2 separate regions of the Homo sapiens genome follow, and region 1 is linked to region 2. Evidence: read pairs that join two places in POLR2A ChIA-PET (ENCODE). Cell type or tissue: MCF 10A. All regions are shown on one strand. Each heading gives the region's core, and the rest is flanking DNA. Links, peaks and the distances in the headings are about the cores only. Region 1 overlaps SUMO2 (small ubiquitin like modifier 2). Region 2 overlaps OTOP3 (otopetrin 3).

Region 1 (10,637 bases), core at 5,638-10,637, 220 kb before region 2:
AGACAGAGTCTTGCTCTGTTGCCAGGCTGGAGTGCAGTGGGGCAATCACAGCTCACTGTAACCTCCACTTCACGGGTTCAAGTGATTCTCCTGCCTCAGCCTCCCGAGTAGCTGGGACTACAGGCGTGCGCAACCACACCCAGCTAATTTTTGTATTTTTGGTAGAAACAGGGTTTCACCATGTTGGCCAGGATGGGTTTGACCTGTTGACCTGGTGATCCGCCCACCTTGGCCTCCCAAAGTGTTGGGATTATAGGCGTGAGCCCCGGCGCCCAGCCTAATTTGGGTTTTTATTGAGATTTGTTTTCAGTCTTTGCTAAGCAGTGCAGCGAGATTCTTTAAACATATCACCCTTCTGTGGGCCCTCGACACAGACATATTCAGCTTTCATTTATTTAATTTTTTTGAGACAGTTTCTTGTCACATGCAATGGCATGATCTTGGCTCACTGCAACCTCCACCTCCTGGGTTCAAGTGATTCTCCTGCCTCAGCCTCCCAAGTAGCTGGGATTACAGGCGTGCAGGCGTGCGCCACCACGCCCAGCTAATTTTTTTGTTTTGTTTTTTGTATTTTTAGTAGAGACTGGGTTTCACCATTTTGGCCAGGCTGGTCTTGAACTCCCGACCTCAGGTGATCTGCCTGCCTCGGCCTCCCAAAGTGTTGAGATTACAGGTGTGAGCTGCCACACCCGCCCCCCCCCACCTTTTTTTTTTTTTTTGAGACCAAGTCTCACTCTGTCACCGGTGTTGGAGTCCAGTGGCACAATCTTGGCTCACCACAACCTCTGCTTCCTGGGTTCAAGCGATTCTCCTGCCTCAGCCTCCCGAATAGCTGGGATTACGGGCACATGCCACCATGCCCGGCTAATTTAAAAAATATTTTTAGGCCGGGTGCAGTGGTTCACGCCTATAATCCCAGCATTTTGGGAGGCCGAGGAGGGTGGATCATGAGGTCAGGAGATCTAGACTGTCCTGGCTAACACGGTGAAACCCCGTCTCTACTAAAAATACAAAAAATTAGCCAGGCGTTGTGGCGGGCACCTGTAGTCCCAGCTACTCGGGAGGCTGAGGCAGGAGAATGGCGTGAACCCAGGAGGCGGAGCTTGCAGTGAGCTGAGATCCTGCCACTGGACTCCAGCCTGGGCGACACAGGGAGACTCCGTCTCAAAAAAAAAAAAAAAATTTTTTTTTAATAGGGATGGGGTGTCACCAGGTTGGCCAGGCTGGTCTTGAACTCCTGACCTCAGGTGACCCGCCCACTTCAGCCTCCCAAAGTGTTGAGATTACAGGAGTGAGCCATTGTGCGTGGCCCTAGCCTTTTTTTCTCTTTTTTTGATACAGGATCTTTTGCTTTGTCACTCAGGCTGGAGTGAGCTGGTGTGGTCTCAGTTCACTGCAGCCTTGATCTTATGGGCTCAATTGATCCTCCCACCTCGGCTTCCTGAGTAGCTGGGAGTATGGACATGTGTCACCATGGCTGGCTAATTTTTTTTTTTTTTCCTTTTTTTTTTTGTAGAGATGTTGTCTCCCTATGTTGCCCAGGTGGTCTCGGTCTCTTGGGCTCAAGCAATCCTCCAATGTTGGCCTCCAGTAGTACTGGGATTACAGGCATGAGCCACCGCACCTGGCTAATATTCTGCTTTTTACTCAAAAACTAAGTTTTGGCTGGGCGCAGTGGCTCACACCTGTAATCCCAGCACTTTGGGAGGCCGAGGCAGGCAGATCACTTGAGCTCAGGAGTTTGAGACCAGCCTGGCCAACATGACGAAACCCCATCTCTACTAAAAATACAAAAAAATTAGCTGGGCATGGTGGCGGATGCCTGTAATCTCAGCTACTTGGGAGACTGAGGCAGGAGAATTGCTTGAACCTGAGGGGTGGACGTTGCAGTGAGCTGAGATCACGCCACTGCAGTCCAGCCTGGGTGACAGAAATCCTGTCTCAAAAAAAAAACAAAAAAGTTTTATCTAATAGTCATAAAAAAGGAAGCCAAGTGAAAAATTACTTAAACCAAGTGTGTTGATACATTAAGCTATGAGACATCTAAAATAATGAAACTTGGAACTTAGTGGAACATGTACATGTTTTCAGCATACTTAAACCCAAAAATCATTAATTTTCAGAACTTAATCAGTGCTTTTACATTTGTTTTTTCTTTTATGCTAGTTGGAAATGGAGGATGAAGATACAATTGATGTGTTCCAACAGCAGACGGGAGGTGTCTACTGAAAAGGGAACCTGCTTCTTTACTCCAGAACTCTGTTCTTTAAAGACCAAGATTACATTCTCAATTAGAAAACTGCAATTTGGTTCCACCACATCCTGACTACTACCGTATAGTTTTCTCTATTCTTTCATTTCCCCCTTCCCCATTCCTTTATTGTACATAAAGTAACTGGTATATGTGCACAAGCATATTGCATTTTTTTTTTTTTTAACTAAACAGCCAATGGTATGTTTTGATTGACATCAAGTGGAGACGGGATGGGGAAAAATACTGATTCTGTGAAAATACCCCCTTTCTCCATTAGTGGCATGCTCATTCAGCTCTTATCTTTATATTCCAGTAAGTTATTTTGCTCTCACTGTTTTAACAAAAAAAAAAAACAACAACATAAAAATCCTTGCATACCTTGTTCAATTGGAGAATTTTAATGTTTTTCATTTATCATTGTAAAACCAAGGACAATTTTATAACTTTTTTGTACGTAGCTGTTACATGTAGGGCAATCTGTCTTTAAGTAGGGATAAATTACTCTAAAACAAAAAAGAATCCTAGATAGTTTTCCCTTCAAGTCAAGCGTCTTGTTGTTTAAATAAACTTCTTGTTTAAAATGAGCTGTTTTCTTTATTCTGAGAAATATTAAATAGAAAATTGAGGCTTAGAAAAAACATAAATAGGCCTGCTTAGAAGTAACATTTCAAGAAGGAAATAAAGCTACTTGGTGTTTCTGACAGACTGATACTGATGCCAAACAAAGAATAACAGTTTTATAAATATCACCTTGTTCCAAAAGTTTCTCTAGGTCCCATGTTAATATGCAAGTATACTAGCAGAAAAATTGGGCCATAGTATCGTGGATTTCCAGGTATTTTCTGTATATTAAGTGAGGCACGGAGCATAGGGTATAGGGTAGCACATGTGGCAAGGAAAAAGTTCTGATTTTGCCTTTGTTGCTGATAAAACACTGAACCATTCTAGCCTGCACTTATCATAAGTAAATACTCCCTAACCTAAAATAAAGTTTTCGTTCCTTATTCAAGGATTTTTTTTTTGAGACGGAGTTTTCCTCTTGTTGCCCAGGCTGGAGTGTAGTGGTGCAATTTCAGCTCACTGCAACCTCAGCCTCCTGAGTAGCTGGGGGGTCATAGGTGCATGCCACCACGCCCAGCTAATTTTTTTTCTATTTTTAGTCGAGACAGGGTTTTATCACGTATGCCAGGCTGGTCTCGAACTCCTGACCTTAGGTGATCCACCCGCCTCAGCCTCCCAAAGTGCAGGGATTACGGCATGAGCCACCACGCCTGGCCTATTCAAGAATATTGAGGGACAGAAAATATCTATATATATCCATCCTCAGAACCTTAAATATACAGGTCACTACAGTCTTTATTATTTTAATTTTTGTTTCTTAGGGTTTCTTTTGGTGGTGGTTTTTTGAGATGGAGCATCATTCCGTCTCCCAGGCTGTAGTGCAGTGGCACAATCTTGGCTCACTGCAAGCTCCGCCTCCCGGGTTCACGCCATTCTCCTGCCTCAGCCTCCCGTCTTAGGTCTTTTTGAAAGAGGTTATGCCTCTGTTGCCTAGTCTGGAGTGGTGCAATGGTGTGATCTTGGCTCACTGCAACCTCCACCTCCAGGTCTTAAGAGATCCTCCCTGCTCAGCCTCGTGAGTAGCTAGAACCGCAGGTGCATGCCACCACAGCTAATTCTTGTATTTTTTATAGAGAGTGTTTCGCCATATTGTCCAGGCCGGGCTCAAACCCCTGATCTTAAGTGATCTATCTGCCTTAGCCTCCCAATGTGCTGGGTTTACAGGCGTGAGCCACTATGCCCAGCCCCTTTTTAATTTTTTAAAAATGTTTATTTTTGAGATGGAGTTTCGCTCTTGTTGCCCCAACTGGAGACCAATGACATGATCTCAGCTCACTGCAACCTCCGCCTCCCGGGTTCAACTGATTCTCCTCCCTCAGCCTCCGGAAAAGCTGGGATTACAAGCATCTACCATCATACCTGGCTAATTCTGTATTTTTAGTAGAGAAGGGGTTTCTCTATGTTGGTCAGGCTGGTCTCCACCTCCCGACCTCAGGTGATCTGCCTGCCTTGGCCTCCCAAAGTGCTGAGATTACAGGCTTGAGCCACTGTGCCCGGCCAAATTTTTATTATTTTTAAATTAGAGGTGGGGTCTCACCATGTTGACCAGTTTGGTCTCGAACTTCTGGCCTCAGTCCCTTGTCTTGGCCTCCCAAAGTGTTGGGGTTTCAGGTGTTAGACCCCATGCCCAACCACTACAGTTTTTGTTTTTGTTTTTGTTTTTTTTTCAGACGGAGTCTTGCTCTGTCGCCCAGGCTGGAGTGCAGTGGCGCAATCTTGGCTCACGGCAAGCTCCACCTCCCGGGTTCACGCCATTCTCCTGCCTCAGCCTCCCCAGTAGCTGGGACTAAAGGTGCCCGCCACCATGCCCGGCTAATTTTTTTGTATTTTTAGTAGAGACAGGGCTTCACCATGTTAGCCAGGCTGGTCTCAAACTCCTGACCTCAGTTCATCCACCCGCCTTGGCCTTCCAAAGTGCTGGGATTACAGGCATGATCCACTGCGCCCGGCCTCACTGCCATTTTATAGATGAGAAAGCCAAGTTCCAGAAAAGTTGTGAAATAGACGGTGACTATAAAACTGGGACTAGAGATAGTATCCTAATGCTTGTTGATTGTTTTTGTCCATACTGATTGTCAACCTACCAATATAATCTACCATCAAGTCACCATGTAGTATTATGTGTTATTTCTCTTAATCTGCTGTACCTTTGTTTTTTGTTTTTTTGAGACGGAGTCTTGCTCTGTTGCCCAGGCTGGAGTGCAGTAGCGCGATCTCGGCTCACTGCAAGCTGCCTCCCGAGTTCACGCCATTCTCCTGCCTCAGCCTCCTGAGTAGCTGGGAGTACAGGCACCCACCACCATGCCCGGCTAATTTTTTGTATTTTTAGTAGAGACGGGGTTTCACCGTGTTAGCCAGGATGGTCTCGATCTCCTGACCTCATGAGCTGCCCGCCTCAGCCTCCCAAAGTGGTGGGATTACAGGCGTGAGTCACCGCGCCCGGCTGCTGTACCTTTGTTTTGATACACTCTTTACATTCCCTGTTTCTATAGCAAATGAGCATTGCCAGTGACAACAGGAATGCAGTAGATTTTTCTTTATGTTTGTATATGTATGAATTTTACTCTTGAATCAGCTAGACTAATTTTCCTATATGTACAGTGCCACCAGCTTGTTTTTTTAAAATTTGTGGGGTTTTTTTGTTTGTTTGGTTTTGGAGACAGAGCCTCCCAAGTAGCTGGAATTACAGGCGCCCACCACTATGCCTGGCTGATTTTTTTGTATTTGTAGTAGAGACGGGGTTTCACTGTGTTGGCCAGGCTGGTCTCAAACTCCTGACCTCAGGTGATGCGCCTACCTTGGCCTCCCAAAGTGCTAGGATTACAGGCGGGAGCCACCGCGCCCTGTTTATTTTACTTTTTTTTTTGAGATGGAGTCTCACTCTGTTGCCCAGGCTGGAGTTCAGTGGCGCAATCTTGACTCACTGCAAGCTATGCCTCCCGGGTTCACGCCATTCTTCTGCATCAGCCTCCCGAGTAGCTGGGACTACAGGCACGCGCCACCATGCCCGGCTAGTTTTTTGTATTTTTTAGTAGAGACGGGGTTTCACTGTGTTAGCCAGTATGGTCTTGATCTCCTGACCTCGTGATCCGCCTGCCTCGGCCTCCCAAAGTGCTGGGATTACAGGCGTGAGCCACTGTGCCCGGCCTACTTTTTTTTTTTTTTTTTTTTTTTTTAATGGAGTCTTGTTCTGTCCCCCAGGCTGGAGTGCAGTGGCAGGATCTCAGCTCACTGCAACTTCCGCCTCCTGGGTTCAAGTGATTCTCCTGCCTCAGCCTCCCGAGTAGATGGGATTACAGGCGTGTGCCATCACACCTGGCTAATTTTTTATATTTTTGGTAGAGATGGGGTTTTACCATGTTGGCCAGGCTGGACTCGAACTCCTGACCTCAAGTGACCCACCCGCCTCAGCCACTCAAAGTGCTGGGATTACAGGAATGAGCCACCGTGCCCAGGCAATGTGTGTTTGAGATGCCTAGCATGGTGTCTCCCACATGTAAGTTGTCTTTTGTTTTTATCTTTTTTTTTTTCTTTTTCTGAGACAGAGTCTCACTGTCTCTTTGGTACCCTAAGAAGCAAAGCATCCATCTACAGGATGAGTTAGAGTTCTGATTATCTAAATGGTGACTTGAAAGTTACTGCTGGTTGTGGTAGGAAATAGAGGCATACCTCACAGGGACTACGGGCTTGGTCCCAGACTGCAGCACTACAATAAAGAAGTCATCTCAATAAAACGAGTCACACAAATTTTTTGGTTTTTCAGTGCATATAAAAGTTATGTTCAGCCCTGGCAATATAGTGAGACCCTGTTTCTACAAAAAATAAAAGCCAGGTGCAGTGGTGCATGCCTGTAGTTCCAGCTACTCTGAAGGCTGAGGTGAGAAGATTGCCTGAGCTCGGGGGGAGGCCGAGGCTGCAATGAGCTGTGATCGCGCCACAGCAGTCCAGCTATGTTGACGGGGTAAGACCCTGTCTTGGAAAAAAAAAAGTTTATATTGTAGTCAGGTATTCGGTAGCATTATGTCTTAAAAAAAAATACATACTTTAATTTTTATTTTCTGGGAGTGGGGTGACAGGATCTTATTTTCTGTGTTGCCCAGGCTAGAGTGCAGTGGTGCAGTTATAGCTTACTGCAGCCTCGAACTCCTGGACTCGAGCAATACTCCCGCCTCAGCCTCCCAAGGTGTTGGGAATAATGAGCCACTGTGCCATACTTTAAAGTACTTTTTTGTTTGTTTTGGAGACAGGATCTTGCTTTGTCCACCGAGCCTGGAGTGCAGGGGTGTAATCACAGTTCAGTGCAGCATAGACATCCCGGATGCCTGTAATCCCAGCTAGTTGGGAGGCTCAGGCAGAGAATTGCTTGAACTCAGGAGGCCGAGGTTGCAGCGAACTGAGATTGCGCTACTGCACTCCAGCCTGGGCAACAGAGTGAGACTCCATCTCAAAAAAACCAAAAAACACAGTATCTGCAAAGTGCAATAAAATGAGGCATGCCTGTATGCATGTTTTATAATGAGACTTTGGTTTTTATAGTGGTTAGCTAATTTAAAAAGTTCCTTGAGGTAAAACATAATTAGAACAGAGTATATAAACTAGTTTGAAATTAATCTGTTGTTTGGATTGTAGATTGTTATTTCTCTGTAAGCAGTGCTGTGACTATATGAGGCAGTTTTAGGATTTCTTTTCTTTTCTTTTTCTTTTTTTTTTTTTTTTTTTTTTGAGATGGAGTCCCACTCTGTTGCCCAGGCTGGAATGCAGTGGCGTGATCTTGGCTCACTGCAAGCTCCACCTCCCGGGTTCACACCATTCTCCTGCCTCAGCCTCCCAAGTAGCTGGGACTACAGGCGTCCGCCACCACGCCCAGCTAATTTTTTGCATTTTTAGTAGAGATGGGGTTTCACCGTGTTAGCCAGGATGATCTTGATCTCTTGACCTCAAGATCCGCCTCCCAAAGTGCTGAGATTACAGGAGTGAGCCACCACACCCGGCCTCACTTTTAGGATTTCTTGTACCCTGAGGGCTTTGTGAAACACTTTAAAGTCCAAGAATTATCACCTAATATTTGTTTTCTTGGCCGGGCGCAGTGGCTCACGCCTGTAATCCCAGCACTTTGGGAGGCCGAGGTGGGTGGATCACAAGGTCAGGAGATCAAGACCATCCTGGCTAACACGGTGAAACCCCGTCTCTACTAAAAATAAAAAAAATTAGCTGGGTGTAGTGGCGGGCGCCTGTAGTCCCAGCTACTTGGGAGGCTGAGGCAGGAGAATGACGTGAACCAGGGAGGTGGAGCTTGCAGTGAGCCGAGATTTCGCTGCTGCACTCCAGCTTGGGTGACAGAGGGAGACTCCGTCTCAAAAACTATATACATTATATATATATATATATATATATATATATATATATATATATATGTATTTTTACCGTTCATATTTTAAAGGCATATTATGTGGCTAAATTTGCCACAAGTTACAGAATTTAGAATGTTAAGGGAAGAATTTTTCCACATTTTTTCTGGGGATACCCTTTGAAGTTATGTATTTATAATTTTAACAAATATCTTTGCGAAGGAGGCTAAATTCTTCTCTAGGAGAACAGGACAGATGGGTAATGGGTTTTTTTTTGGTTTTTTATTTTTTTGAAACAGGGTCTTGCTCTGTCACCCAGGCTGGAGTGCAGTGGCATGATCATGGTTCACTGCAGCCTAAACCTTTGGGCTCAAGCAATCCTCCTGCCTCAGCCTCTTGAGTAGTTTGGACCACAGGCACACACCACCATACATACAAAAATACAAAAAATTGTAGGCCGGGCACGGTGGCTTACGCCTGTAATCCCAACACTTTGGGAGGCTGAGGCAGGTGGATCACTTGAGGTCAGGAGTTCAAGGCCAGCCTGGCTAACACGGTGAAACCCCGTCTCTACTAAAAATACAAAAATTATCCGGGCGTGTTGGTGGGTGCCTGTAATCCCAGCTACTTGGGAGGTTGAGGCAAGACAATTGCTTGAACCTGGGAGGTGGAGGTTTCAGTGAATGGAGATCACGCCACTGCACTCCAATCTGGGCAACAGAGCAAGACCGTGTCTCTAAATAAACAAACAAACAAACAAACAAAAAATTGGCCGGGCACGGTAGCTCACACCTGTAACCCCAGTACTTTGGGAGGCTGAGGCAGGCAGATCACCTGAGGTTGGAAGTTTGAGACAAGCCTGGCCAACATGGCGAAACCCCATCTCTACTAAAACTACAAAAATTAGCCAGGCACTGGTGGTGGGCGCATGTAATCTCAGCTACTTGGGAGGCTGAGGCAAGAGAATCTCATGAAACCGGGAGGCAGAGGCTGCAGTGAGCCGAGATTCGGCCATTGAACTCCAGCCTGGGCAACAGAGGGAGATTCCATCTCAAAAAAAAGAGAAAGTTTGTCTGGGGGTGGTGGCTCACGCCAGTAATCCCAGCACTTGGGGAGGCCGAGGTGGGTGGATCACGAGGTCAGGAGTTCAAGACCAGCCTGGCCAGTGTGGTGAAACCCCATCTCTACTAAAAATACAAAAATTAGCCAGGCATGTTGGTATGCACCTGTAGTCCCGCTGCTCGGGAGGCTGAGGCAGAAGGATCGCTTGAACCTAGGAGGCAGAGGTTGCAGCGAGCCGAGATCATGCCACTGCACTCCAGCCTGGGAGACAGAGCTAGACTCTGTCTAAAAAAAAAAAAAGTTTTTGTATTTTTTTTTTGTAGAGATGGGATCTTGCCACATTGCCCAGGCTGGTCTTGAACTCCTGGGCTCAAGCAGTTCTTTTGCTTTCGCTTCCCAAAGTGCTGGGATTCTGCTTGTTTTTAAAAGAGAAATAGCAGTATAGTATTGGGGTAAACAGGACAAACTTAAACCACATAATTTTATTCAGTCCTTACTCTGAGGAGGAGGAAATATGAATTTCCTCTTGAGGAGGACAATTTAGGAATCATGCTCTTCATATCTACACTTTAGAGCAGTTAAAAAGGACCCAAGAGGGGCATGTCAGACCTTAGTAGAGTGTGTGTGCCATTCTGTTAACCTTAACTTGAAATAAAGGGAGCACATAAACTTGACAAAGCCATTTTCCACATTTGAGAACTCTCGGCTTATTTGTTTAATGGCAAATGAGTTTTAAAAGGAAATAAACTCCTTGAGCTGTCTTTTCCAGTATATTGATCTGTCTTTTTTTGTGAGGATACAGCTAAGAAAAGAATGGACAGATGCATACTAAATTTGGCCTTCGGAGTAATGGATGCAGAATGTGTCTGTGAAGATGTGGTCAAGTCACAAGTGATACGCTTAAGGGACGCCCTGAGATGTTGGGATTGAGAAGTAAAGTTTGGGGGAAATACTTGTCCCTGGACGATTTTGTTAGTTCAATCACTTAACCAAGTTCAAAAGCACATGACTAGCAATTTTTTTTTCTTTCTTTTTTTTTGAGACAGAGATTTTGCTCTTGTTTTCCAGGCTAGAGTGCAATGGCATGATCTTGGCTCACTGCAACCTCCACCTCCTGGGTTCAAGCAGTTCTCCTGTCTCAGCCTCCCAAGTAGCTGGGATTATAGGCATGTGCCACCACGCACAGGTAATTTTGTATTTTTAGTAGAGACAGTGTTTCTCCATGTTGGTCAGGCTGGTCTCAAACTCCTGACCTCAGGTGATCCATCTGCCTCAGCCTCCCAAAGTGTTGGGATTACAGGTGTGAGCCCACACGCGCCTGGCCAGCAGTGGTTTTAAAATGAAATCTTAAG
Region 2 (12,689 bases), core at 5,570-10,569:
TGCCCGTGCCCCACCCCATCCTCATCCGCAAGTACCAGGCCAACTCGGGCACTGCCATGTGGTTCCGCACCTACATGTGGGGCGTCATCTATCTGAGGTGGGCCCCGGGGAGTGGGGTGGTGTCCACCTGAGAGCCTGCCCAGCAGGGCTCAACAGGGACCTCAGCTCTGGGCCCCACCACCTATGGTGGACTTCATGTCAAGACAGTCAACTAAGGCGGCCTTGCCTGGTTGACGGTGGCACCCGCTGCCCAGGGTGGGACATCGGGATGGAAAGGGTTGGCTTGGCCATTCCTGCTGCCCAGCTCCTCCTGGTGCCTTGTCTGCAAGGTGCCCCAGCACCTGGGTAACCCCCCATTTCCTCCACAGGAATGTGGACCCCCCTGTCTGGTACGACACCGACGTGAAGCTGTTTGAGATACAGCGGGTGTGAGGATGAAGCCGACGAGGGGCTCAGTCTAGGGGAAGGCAGGGCCTTGGTCCCTGAGGCTTCCCCCATCCACCATTCTGAGCTTTAAATTACCACGATCAGGGCCTGGAACAGGCAGAGTGGCCCTGAGTGTCATGCCCTAGAGACCCCTGTGGCCAGGACAATGTGAACTGGCTCAGATCCCCCTCAACCCCTAGGCTGGACTCACAGGAGCCCCATCTCTGGGGCTATGCCCCCACCAGAGACCACTGCCCCCAACACTCGGACTCCCTCTTTAAGACCTGGCTCAGTGCTGGCCCCTCAGTGCCCACCCACTCCTGTGCTACCCAGCCCCAGAGGCAGAAGCCAATGGGTCACTGTGCCCTAAGGGGTTTGACCAGGGAACCACGGGCTGTCCCTTGAGGTGCCTGGACAGGGTAAGGGGGTGCTTCCAGCCTCCTAACCCAAAGCCAGCTGTTCCAGGCTCCAGGGGAAAAAGGTGTGGCCAGGCTGCTCCTCGAGGAGGCTGGGAGCTGGCCGACTGCAAAAGCCAGACTGGGGCACCTCCCGTATCCTTGGGGCATGGTGTGGGGTGGTGAGGGTCTCCTGCTATATTCTCCTGGATCCATGGAAATAGCCTGGCTCCCTCTTACCCAGTAATGAGGGGCAGGGAAGGGAACTGGGAGGCAGCCGTTTAGTCCTCCCTGCCCTGCCCACTGCCTGGATGGGGCGATGCCACCCCTCATCCTTCACCCAGCTCTGGCCTCTGGGTCCCACCACCCAGCCCCCCGTGTCAGAACAATCTTTGCTCTGTACAATCGGCCTCTTTACAATAAAACCTCCTGCTCCACATTCTGACTCTGTGGTTGAGGCGAGGGGCCAGGTGTGGCTCTTGTCTTCAGGGGAGCTGGGGACTCTGCACCCCAGAGGGCCCCCAGTGCATGACTGGGAACCAGCATTTGTTATTTTCTTGGGTGGGAAAGCAGGATCAGACCCTGTCACCTAGGGTTTGGGCCCCTGGGCTGTTGCTGCCCAGAGAAAGAGCCCACAGGAGAGGCCATGGGGCCTCACCAGGCAGCCACTGAGACAGCGCTGGGAGGGCTATGCTTGCTAGTGACTCACTTCGGTGGGGGTGGGTGAGGAGGAGGGCAGAGCCTCACCTGCAGGGCCAGGGCTGCCCTCTCTGGCCTCGTCCCAGGCAGAGCCCACTGTTTGCACTGGGCTCAGGGAGACGGATGGCCTGCCACACCTGCCCTTTCTCTTCCGTTCCTGCCCTACCTGATGGCTCAGGAGATGAGCCAGGCCTGGGACCGGCAGCCAGGGGCCACAGCCTGCATGGTGAGCCCGCTGCAGAATGTCACCGGGGGCTCTGTCCTAGAGAGAGGGTGTGCTGGGGAGGGGTGGGGGTGGAGAGACACGAGCCCGGACTTGTCTCTCCCACCTCTTCCCCCGGATCAGACCAAGGAAGAACTGGGTTAGACCCCTCCTGGCCCGGAAGCAGGACTGTCCCAGCCCCACAGCCCTACTCAAAAGGACCATTCCTTCCCACCATGTCCGGAGGAGCAGTTCTGTCCCTGGGAACAAATGCCATGAGCCTGAATGCAATCCATTAAACAAATAGGGTTTATGCGGCAGGAGAGAGCTGTTGAACCCTGCCTGGCAGCCAATGAATGAGCTCATTAGGAGACAGGTGTGTGGGGAGAGGAGCTGGCCTCCTAGCTCGGAGCTCTGAGCTCTGAGGATGTCCAGAGCCACACTTGGACCAGGTGCTCTTCTCGCAGCAGGGGGCAGACCTCTGAGTCCTGGCTGGAGAGGGGTGCCCCTCGCCAAGCTCCCCAGACTCGGTCATGTAGGTCTGACCCTCCCACAGAGTAGCCGTGAGGGGGCCCCTGCCAGCCTCCTGGGGTGCACCCTTGGCTTGCGGATCGTGGTGGGAAGGCAGGGGGCAGGCATGTGCCCAGGCCTGGCCGTGGGCATCAGAAGCTCAGTGTCCAGGCCCCTGCTGTTGGCCTCTGGCTCTAGGCAGTGCCCTCCCCTTCAGTGAGGCTCTGGGGAGCAGGAGGCCTTGAGAGCCTCAGGCTGGTCTCGGCACCTCAGAATGAGGCATCTGCTCAGAGACTCTGGGCTACCATCTTCCCCACCTTGGCACTTCGAGGTTCTGCCGGGGGTGGGCAGCCTCAGGCCCCCAGGTAGACCTCCACCAGGCCTCCCACAGAGTGCATGCGGTAGAAGACCCCCAGAGGCAGGCCGAAGTTGACGATGGCGAACCATATCTGGTAGCCGTAGAAATCCTTTTCTAGCCCGTTCTCAAACTCCGGGTGTATGCCAAATGCAGGCATCATCCACAGCTGGGGAAGAGGATGTGCTGAGTTAGGGAAGGGCTCTCCTGTGCCCCAAGGCACTCAGTTCAGGGGAGGCAGCCCCCAAACCTGCAGCCCCTCCAGTGCCACCCCCACCTCCCGCTCAGTCTTCTTCTAACCCTTGGGCTTTCAGCGTGAGCTCTTCTTTCCCCCAGATCTTTCTCGCCCTACTGCAGAAGGCCTTAGCTATCCCCAGCCATCTCTGTGAGCTTGCCTGTGGCCAGCCTGAACTTCAGATGGGTCAGGAGACCCCAGGCTGCCGCCACGTGTGGGGAGAAGCAGGAATTCCCAGCGCGCCACCTGCTCTGTCAAGCTGGGCACCCCCACCCTGTACCCTGAGCTCGGGCTTCACTCCTCGGCTAGCTACTTTTTATTTTTATTATTTATTTATTTTTTTGAGACAGGTCTCACTCTGTCACTCAGGCTGGAGTGCAGTGGCAGGATCACAGCTCACTGCAGCCTCAACCTCCCGGGCTCAAGTGATCCTCCCACCTCAGCCTCCCAAGTAGCTGGGACTACAGGCATGCACCATCATGCCTGGCTAATTTTTATTTTTATTATTACTATTTTTTAAGATACAGAGTCTCACTCTGTCACCCAGGCTGGAGTGCAGTGGCACGATCTCAGCTCACTGAAACCTCTGCCTCCTGGGTTTGAGCAATTCTCGTGCCTCAGCCTCCCGAGTAGCTGGAATTACAGGTGTGCACCACCATGCCTGGCTAATTTTTGTATTTTTAGTAGAGATGGGGTTTACCATGTTGCCCAGGCTGGTCTCCAACTCCTGGCCTCAAATGATCCACTCACCTCAGTCTCCCGAAGTGCTGGGCTTACAGGCGTGAGCCACCGTGCCCAGACTAATTTAAAATTTTTTTTGTAGAGACAGGGTCTCCCTGTGTTGCCCAGGTTGGTCTTAAACTCCTGGGCTCAAGGGATCCTCCTCCCTCGGCCTCCCAAAGTGCTGGGATTACAGGTGTGAGCCACTGTGCCCTGTCATTTCTGCTAGTTATGACCCCCTGCCCCCTCCTACCTTCCTGTCCAAATTCTACCCCTTCCTCAAGGCTCAGATCAAAACTTCATGAAGCCTTCCTTGGCTATGCAGGCCCACAGTTCCTTTGCTGAGCTCCTAATGCACTTTAGAGCCAATTTATTCTCTGCCTGGACCAGAGGTTTCATTTCTCAGGTATGTTTTCAGTGCATTGATTGCTTGGAGTCAAACACAACCCTGAGTTGTCCCAGCCCTGCCACTTACAGGCTGTGGGTACTTGGGCAGGTACAATAACCTAAGCCTTAGTTTCCTCCTCTGTGAAAAGGGACAGCAATAGTGTCTGTTGCATGGAGTTACTGTCATGATTCAATGAAGCGTAGAGACATTGCATGGAAAGGTGTACCTGGGACTTCCGCCAGAAGCTGGGCAGCCATTATCAACATCTTCCTCTAGGAGTGTCTTAGAAAATCAGGTACTTCCTGATCTCTTCCTTTGACTGAACCCAGGGATGATGAATTCAGTGGTGTCTTCCCAACTAGACAGGAAGTTTCTGGAGGGTGGATGTCTTACATATTTGTTTGTGAAGAGCACTTAGCCAAGTGCTTGGCACATTCATTTGTGCCAGGCACCCTGTAGGGAACTGGGGGGACACTCTCAAGCAGCATCAAGCTAGTTGGAAAAAGATGTGTCCTTGATCCATCCCTTCCTGAGTGAGGCTTTCTGGGTCTGCCTGGCCACCTCTACCCTCCAGGCCCCTTAGCCCAGCCACTTACTGTGATATTGCAGAGGATGAGGAAGAGTGAGATCTCCTTGAGTGCCCTCCGCTTCCAGTTGAGGTGGCTGTAGGAGTGGATGTAGGCCAGTGAGGCCCGCTGCAGGCCCTGGCCCAGCTCCAGCAAGGAGCCTCTGCGGGGAGGCTCAGCCTCCTGCTTTCCTGCCAGGCCCTCGGGAACTGTCTCCCAGAGTGGGCGCCGGTGCAGGCCCTCGATGATGAAGAGGTTCTGAGCGATGTGCTGCAGGATGAGCAGCAGCGAGTAGGCCAGGATGAGGCGGTTGAGCAGCTCATGCGGGCGCTTGGCCACAATGGCCACGATGGAGAAATAGGCGATGCCCATCTGGCCCAGTGCAGCACCCATTAGCAGCACCACATCCAGGCTGCGGGTAGGGTTCTTGACCGTGTCCAGCTCTCTCTCCTCCAGCCCGTGTATGGCTGTGCCCGCCAGGCACGCCAGACTCATGGTGGGCAGCACAGCCACATAGAAGGCATAGTAGAGGGTGAAGTACTGGCAAGCAATGGCAGGGCCACTGGCCTCGATTTGGAAGAGCACAAAGACGCACACACCTGCCAGCAGCACCAGCAGGCCCAGCAGCGGCCCGAAGATGGCCCCGTGCAGGTGGAAGGGTGCGGTGGCAGGGTGGGCACCCATGTGGGGTGCCACGTGGCGGCCCACGTTCTTCCACATGACAAACAGCACAGCACAGCAGATGAGGCAGTACTCAGTGCTGAAGGGGTAGAGCATCAGGAAGCCTCTCCGGAAAGCTTCACACGCGGTGGCATTGAGGCACAGACAGGTGTTGGTCTCATTGCCTGGGAGGGAGGCAGGGTGGGAGGGACAGACATTCAGGCAGGCTCTGCTCTGAGGAAACTGGCTACACAGATACCTCCCATTCCCTGGAATACACTAGAGCTGAAAGCGACCCAGCCGCTCATTTTACCAATGTGGAAACTGAGGCCCAGGCAAAGAGATCACAAATCCCACAGAATGGTCATTCTTTTTCAAAGGAATTGAAGACTTCAGATGCCAAACTTACGTAAAGCATTAAAAACATGATGCCAGCCAGGCGCAGTGGCTCATGCCTGTAATCCCAGCACTTTGAGAGGCCAAGGCAGGAAGACTGCTTGAGCTCAGGAGTTCAAGATCGACTTGGGTAACATGGTGAGACCTCGTCTCTACTAAAAATAAAAAACATGGCCAGGTGCGGTGGTTCATGCCTGTAATCCCAACACTTTGGGAGGCTGAGGCAGGTGGATCACCTGAGGTCAGGAGTTCAAGACCAGCTTGGGCAACATGGTGAAACCCCGTCTCTACTAAAAATACAAAAATTAGCTGGGCATGGTGGCACGTGCCTGTAATCCCAGCTACTCGGGAGGCTGAGGCAGAAGAATGGCTTGAGACCGGGAGGCAGAGGTTGCAGTGAGCCAAGATTGTGCCATTGCACTCCAGCCTGGGCGACAGAGCAAAACTCCATCTCAAAAAAAAAAACCACAAAAAACAAAAAACAAAAACTAACAAAAAACATTAGCCGGATGGCACACATCTGTAGTCCCAGCTATTTGGGAGGCTGAGGTGGGAGGATCACTTGAGCCTGGAAGGTTGAGGCTGCAGTGAGCCGTGTTCCCATGACTGTATTCCACTTTGGGTGACAGAGTGAGAGTGTGTCTCAAATAAACCAAAAACCGAAACCCCAAGAACCCTCACATGATGTCTCTGGTGTCAAATGTCACCTCCACAGATTACTTCCTGGGCTCAAGGGAAAACCCGTGGCTGTGACAGCGGAACCCAGCCATCGGCCTTAGCAGCACTCAGGGTCAGGTCATCAGTCATTAGTACCTTGCCATCCCTGTCCCTCAGAGCACACAGCATCACCTGGAAGAAGCTGGGGCCGAAAATATCTAACCTGAATCTAATCAAGATTTTGTCTATACTTCCCGTTCCAAGGAAAAGTAGGGGAGAGGGATGTGAGTTAAACACTGCCAGGAGGAAGCAACCTGACAAGTCTCAAGGTCAGTGGGAAAACACCAATTTAGACTTAACCAAATGCATTGCATGTTTGAACAAACCGTCTGTAAAAGACATTTCTGGGGCTAACTGGAGAAAGTGGGATATAGATTGATTTAGAGGACAGAATGAAGCTAAAGGATTTTGTTAACAATTGTAATAGCATTGTGGTCATGTGGGGGAATACATCTCTTTCTAAAGAGATGTACACTGGGTCCGGCATGGTGGCTCATGCCTATAATCCCAGCACTTTGGGAAGCTGAGGAGGGAGGATCACTTGAACCCAGTAGTTTGAGATGAGTCTGGGCTCAGAAATTTTTTTGTGAGACTCCATCTTTACAAAAATTTTAAAAATTAGCTGGGTGTGCTGGCATGTGCCTGTAGTCCCAGCTACTCAGGAGGCTGAGGTGGGAGGATCGCTTGAGCCCAGAAGTTTGAAACTGTAGTGAGCTATGATTTCACCACTGCACTCCAGCCTGGGTGACAGAGCGACACCCTGTCTCAAAAAGAAAAAAAAAGAAAGAAAGAAGAAAAAAAGATGCATGCTGAAATATTTTGAGATATAATGTCATGATTTCTGTAATTTAAGTACTTCAGCAAAAATTAAAAATAAATAAATATGGCCAAATATTAATAATTATTATGCCTAGATGATGGGTATGTCTTGTTCTTCTACTCATTTGTAATGCTTGAATCTTATTTTATTTTGTTTTATGACAGTTTCACTCTTGTCACACAGGCTGGAGTGCAATGGTGCGATCTCGGCTTACCGCAACCTCCGCCTCCCGGGTTCAAGCGATTCTCATGCCTCAGCCTCCTGAGTAGCTGGGATTACAGGCACCCACAACCATGCCTGGGTAATTTTTGTATTTTTAGTAGAGACGGGGTTTCGCCATGTTCGCTAGGCTGGTTTCAAACTCCTGACCTCAGGTGATCTGCCTGCCTCGGCCTCCCAAAGCGCTGGGATTATAGGCGTGAGCCACTGTGCCCAGCCCTGAATTATTTTATAATTTCAAAATCCATGATGTCACTTGGCAAAAATTCTCTCTTTGCACAGCTTTTCTGAGAAATGCAAGCAGAGTATATAGAATGCTCACAGTACACAGGCGTGTCGTGACTGATGCAGCGGGTATGTGAATGTGTGGATGTGCTGGGAGGGCTGGGCTGCAGGGCGTGATGGTGATGCCACCCGGGGCGGGGTGGGGCATGTACATACAGGTGTGGCTCAATCCCACAGAGCAGTGTTCCCATGTAGGGTATGGGATGCAGCCTCTAGGATAGGAGGTGAGGCATATGGGACAATCTTGGGAGTTTTTTTCTGTCCAGATATCTTCCGTCCCACCTGATTGATGAGGCCAGGCACCTAAAATTGTGTTAGGAAGATATTCCTTTCAGCCGGGAGGCTGTTGAGTTGCTTGCAAGTAAAATGCAAATGCCACGGGCGGGGTGCATACCTGAAGGACTTAGTGGCTCTCTCAGCCAGGATCAGTGGCTGGCTTGCTGATGGCTAGCTGGACACCTGGAGTTGGGTGCAGGGCGTCAGCACCTGATGGGGTGGGATGGGGACCACTGGCAAACTTCAGTTTTCTGTTGATTCCTAATCTGGCCTCTAGAGTTTGCTCCCAACTCTATAGACCTACTGAGCCTCACCTGTTTTAGAGAGTGTAGCGTTTATGTGTGTGTGTGTGTGTGTGTGTGTGTGTGTGTGTTTCAGGGCAAGGAAGACCTGGTCTCCTTTCCATACCTGTGGATTTTTCCATGAGGATGCCAAGCTCAGCTTCGATCTCTCGGTGCATGGAGTCATTGGTAACGGCCAGAACCCACAGCAGCAGGTTTGTGGCCAGGGTCAGCATCAGGCCACACCTGGGGGAAATGCCACACTCTTCTCACACACCCTGGCCGGCTCCCCAGGTGCCAAACCCTCACCATCCACTGTTGTTGGGGCAACCACTCACTCCCAACCACTCACTCCCTAGTGTCACACTGGCACTAGGACACAAGAGGCAGCCCTGGGGCCACCTAGGACACATCCCAGACTAACCTATAGCCCCGCGGCCACCCTGACCAGGGAAGTGGTGGGGAGGACAGAGAGGCCAGAGGGTTTGGGAGGGAGAGAAGTCTTACCTAGTGAAGTTGGTCTGGACCCGAACACAGTCTTTGCAGTGTTTCCAGAGCACCCAGGTCTGAAAGAGACAGGGCCTTGAGCCCAGGGGCTGGTGGAGGTGGTGGGACCACAGTGTGAGTTCCTGGGGCGCATGCGTGTATTTACAGTGAAAGACACAGGGAGAAAGACTGGGTCGGAATCTTGGCTCTACTGCTTCTTGCTGTGTGGTATTGAATCAGTGGCAAACCATCTCTGAGCCTTAGTTGCCTCAGCTGGGAAAAGGGACCAAAAAGCCCACCCTTTGGGGAAGTGCTTTCTTGTTGGGGGAAATAAGACTGCGGGAACGAAGCACCCAACACAATGCCTGGTGACAAGAGAAACCTAAGAGGAAGCTGGAGATTGTATTCTTTTCTTTTTTGTTTTTTGGAGTCTCGCTCTGTCGCCCAGGCTGGAGTGCAGTGGCGCAATCTCGGCTCACTGCAAGATCTGCCTTTCGGGTTCACACCATTCTCCTGCCTCAGCCTCCTGAGTAGCTGGGACTACAGGCGCCTGCCACCACGCCCAGCTAATTTTGTTTTTGTATTTTTGGTAGAGACAGGGTTTCACTGTGTTAGCCAGGATGGTCTCAGCTAGTCTCGATCCCCTGACCTTGTGATCCACCCACCTCGGCCTCCCAAAGTGCTGGGATTACAGGTGTGAGCCACCGCGCCTGGCCGATTGTATTCTTTTTTTTTGAGACAGAGTCTCACTCTGTCGCCCAGGCTGGAGCTCAGTGGCATGATCTTGGCTCACTGCAACCTCTGCCTCCTGGGTTCAAGCGATTCTTGTGCCTCAGCCTCCCGAGTAGCTGGGACTACAGGCGTGCGCCACCACACCCGGCTAATTTTTGTATTTTCAGTAGAGACAGGGTTTTACCATGTTGGCCAGGCTGGTTTCAAACTCCTGACCTCAGGTGATCTGCCTGCCTCGGCCTCCCAAAGTGCTGGGATTACAGGCGTGAGCCACTGCGCCCTGCCGAGATTGTATTCTTAAGAGAAGGTTTATACATGTAGGGAGTGTATATCCAGGGATATGCCTACATACGCATAGACAGCTGGACTTCTAAGTGTCTACATTCGGTGACACGGTGTGTGTGTTGATGCAGGAACCCGTGGGTATGTGTGGACGTGGACACTTGTGTGAGGGGTGTGGTGTGTGTGCAAAGACCCTGGGACATTAGGTATTTGCCTGTGTGGCTGTTCCTAGGCATAGGTAGTGGGAGGTGTGTGCATGGCATGGGTAGATAGGGTATGTCCTCGGTGATGTGGGGACGTGAGAAGCCTGTCACCTGGACGCCGATGAAGACCATCTCGATGACAGAGAAGACAAGGTCCAGCTGTGACTTGCAGCGGATGTGGCTCACATCGTAGCCCACTCGGAAGATGTTGAGGCAGAAGGTGCAGCTGCCGAAGAGCACTAGGGAACCTGGCCGGACATGTGGGCGGGCGTTGGCACCTGCGCGGAACCGGCTCTCCCTCCCCACCCCTGCCCAGCCCCCCAGCAACCTGACACTCACCCCGCACCCAGAGGGGCCCCGCGTGGGGATCTTGGTAGAGCACGGCGTGTGGTCGGCGGGTGGTGCTTGCCACATAGTAGAGAAGCCAAAGCAGGGAGAGGACCTTCAGCGTGGCCAGCAGGATCCACACGTCACCCAGAGTGACGGCCACCTTGTTGAAGATCATGCTGCAGATGAAGGCGCCACCCAGGAACACCACATTCAGGGCCAGGAGCCCCGAGAAGAGTTGTCCAGCCTTCTGGGCCTGCCGGTCCCGCCGCAGCAGCAGAGAGAAATGCCTCACCAGCCAGGACTTCTGCCGGGGCCGGGTGGCGGCCGCTCTCTCCTCGGCCCCCACATCCACTCGGTTCTCCTTCTCCGGGGCTGCTTCAGTCTCCTGTGCTTCTGAAGAAGGCATGGGTGTAGCCTCAGCAGGGGCTGGAGATGGAGAAAGGGTCCTGGGTTAACTGCCAGGCTGTCCTGGGTTCAAGTCCACGCTGCCCCTAACCGCTGTGTGACCCAGGGTCAGCTATGCGGCCTCTCTGGTTGGGTGGTTGGGACATTGGAACTAATAGCAGCTGCCCCATCTATCTTACAGGACCTGAGGAGGTTCAAACAGACCAGGAGACCCTACGGAAACCTCTCGTGCTGCACATAAACATGGGGAATTAGTTTGACTGGCGTGAGGATCATGTCCTCCCTCTCAACCCCACTTCCTGACTTGTGCCTGATCCTAAAGTCAGCGTCTGCCTAGTGCCTGGTCAGTTTCTAGGGCTGTGACTTTTTGCCATGAAAAGGCAGCGGTGTCCTTCCGCCTTCTGGTAGGACTTTCACTTCTGACACCAGGGAGGGCAAATTGGTGGCCTTTCTTATTCTGACCCTGATTGGTTGGGAAATGATTGCCTAAAATGTCTTGTAGAGAAGCATCCTGAGGCTGTGTCTGGGCTTGGTAGGGAAGAATGGTGTGATCTGAAACAATACTGTATTATGGGAACATACAAGCACCTATATGATTACTTTTAAAAGGTCTAGACCAGCAGTCCCCTCCCCAACTTTTTTGGCACCAGGGAGCAGTTTCGTGGAAGACAATTTTTCCATGGATGGAGGGTGGAGGGATGGTTTCGGGATGAAACTGTTCCACTTCAGATCATTGGGTATTAGATTCTCATGAGGAGTGGGCAACCCCTAGATCCCTCACATGTGCAGTTCACGATAGGGCTTGTGCTCCTATGAGAATCTGTTGCCACTGCTGATCTGACAGGAGGCAGAGCTCAGGCTGTCATGCTCCCTCCCCATCACTTACCTCCTGCTATGCGGCCTGGTTCCTAACAGGCCATGGACTGGTACTGGTCCGCAGCCTGGGGACTGGGGACTGCTGGTCTAGATTATACCCATCAGTTTCACAATAGGAGTTTCTTCTGGGATGAGAGTACTGGGATTGGGAGTAGCAGACTTTTTAGCTTTACTGTTCTAGTTTTTTAAAAAAAAATTAGCACAGTACTTATGTAATTAAGAGTAATTTTAGGCTGAGCATGGTGGCTGATGCCTGTAATCTCAGCACTTTGGGAGCCTCAGGTGGGAGGATTGCTTGAGCCCAGGCATTCAAGACCAGCCTGGCTAACATAGGAAGACACCATCTCTTCAAAAAAAAAAAAAAACAAAAAAGCCGAAAAAAACCCCATATATGTATATATGTATGTGTGTGTGTGTGTGTGTGTGTGTGTGTGTGTGTGTGTGTGTGTATAATATATATATTAGCCAGGTATGATGGTTTAATGCCTATAGTCCCAACTACTCAGGAGGCTGAGGCAGGAGGATGGCTTGAGCCCAGGAAATCAAGGTTGCAGTGAGCTATGATTGGACCACTGCACTCCAAGCTGAGTGACAGAGCAAGACCCTGAGTTTAAACATAAATACATAAATAAAATAATTTTAAAGTACATTAAAGGTTTAGGGAAAAGTTTCTGGGGTTGATTCACAATGTCTTCTGAGAGCATGGGACAGGCCTGGATCAGCATCGCTGCCACGCCCTTGACTTTGAAGGTTGACTTTGAAGGAACTGGCTTCTATTTCTGTGCCCCTCCCCCCACTCCCGGAAGTCCCACGAGTGCCTGGCATAACGTAGGAAACACGATCGTTACCCTCCTCTTTTCCTGAATGTCTCCTGCCATTTCCTCACCTCTCCCAAGCATTCACACAGGCCAACCACTTTGTCACCACTTGCTAAGACCAGATTTTGGGCCATCCAATGCCTGCAGCTCTGAGTCCAGCATGCTCTCCCCACCGGACACTCCTTCTTCCTGGTGGGACTGAGGTGCTGTTGAGAGTGGGGATGGTTCTGCTGCTTCTGGGTGCTCTCCTGGTGGGGAGGCTGAGCTGACCCAGAAGGCTCCCTAGAGACCCCCTGTTCCACCCAGGCTCTTCCTTGGTCCTGCTGCTGCCCTTGTGCTCTGAGCTCAGGGTTCTAGGTGCTCATTGCTCCCATTCTCTTGCTTCCTAATGTCACAATCTCAGAGTG

The links. Peaks named below come from ENCODE experiments on the same cell type or tissue, not always from the same donor. Only the 100,000 strongest peaks of a DNase experiment are listed, where the experiment ranks them.
Region 1: POLR2A ChIA-PET joins it to region 2 with 5 read pairs; 4 of 35 experiments call an interaction of 5 or more read pairs at or near these places.

Annotation. Positions count from the first base shown.
Region 1 is chr17:75,159,931-75,170,567 of GRCh38, reverse strand. SUMO2 (small ubiquitin like modifier 2) reads left to right here. Exons shown (of 4, transcript NM_006937.4): 4 at 2,167-4,982. The coding sequence ends at 2,229. Among named protein-coding and RNA genes, the nearest start is that of JPT1, 11 kb to the right of the region's middle. In MCF 10A, for the core only: no CTCF peak of the experiment used is centred there; no DNase peak of the experiment used is centred there.
Region 2 is chr17:74,939,313-74,952,001 of GRCh38, reverse strand. It overlaps OTOP3 (otopetrin 3), which reads right to left. Exons shown (of 7, transcript NM_001272005.2): 2 at 10,193-10,609; 3 at 9,965-10,101; 4 at 8,658-8,716; 5 at 8,278-8,396; 6 at 4,527-5,341; 7 at 2,010-2,756. The coding sequence ends at 2,586. HID1 (HID1 domain containing) reads left to right here. Exons shown (of 19, transcript NM_030630.3): 18 at 1-97; 19 at 369-1,260. The coding sequence ends at 432. Among named protein-coding and RNA genes, the nearest start is that of OTOP3, 9.8 kb to the right of the region's middle. RefSeq lists enhancers at 927-1,885, 7,375-8,574. In MCF 10A, for the core only: no CTCF peak of the experiment used is centred there; a DNase peak (open chromatin) is centred at 7,671.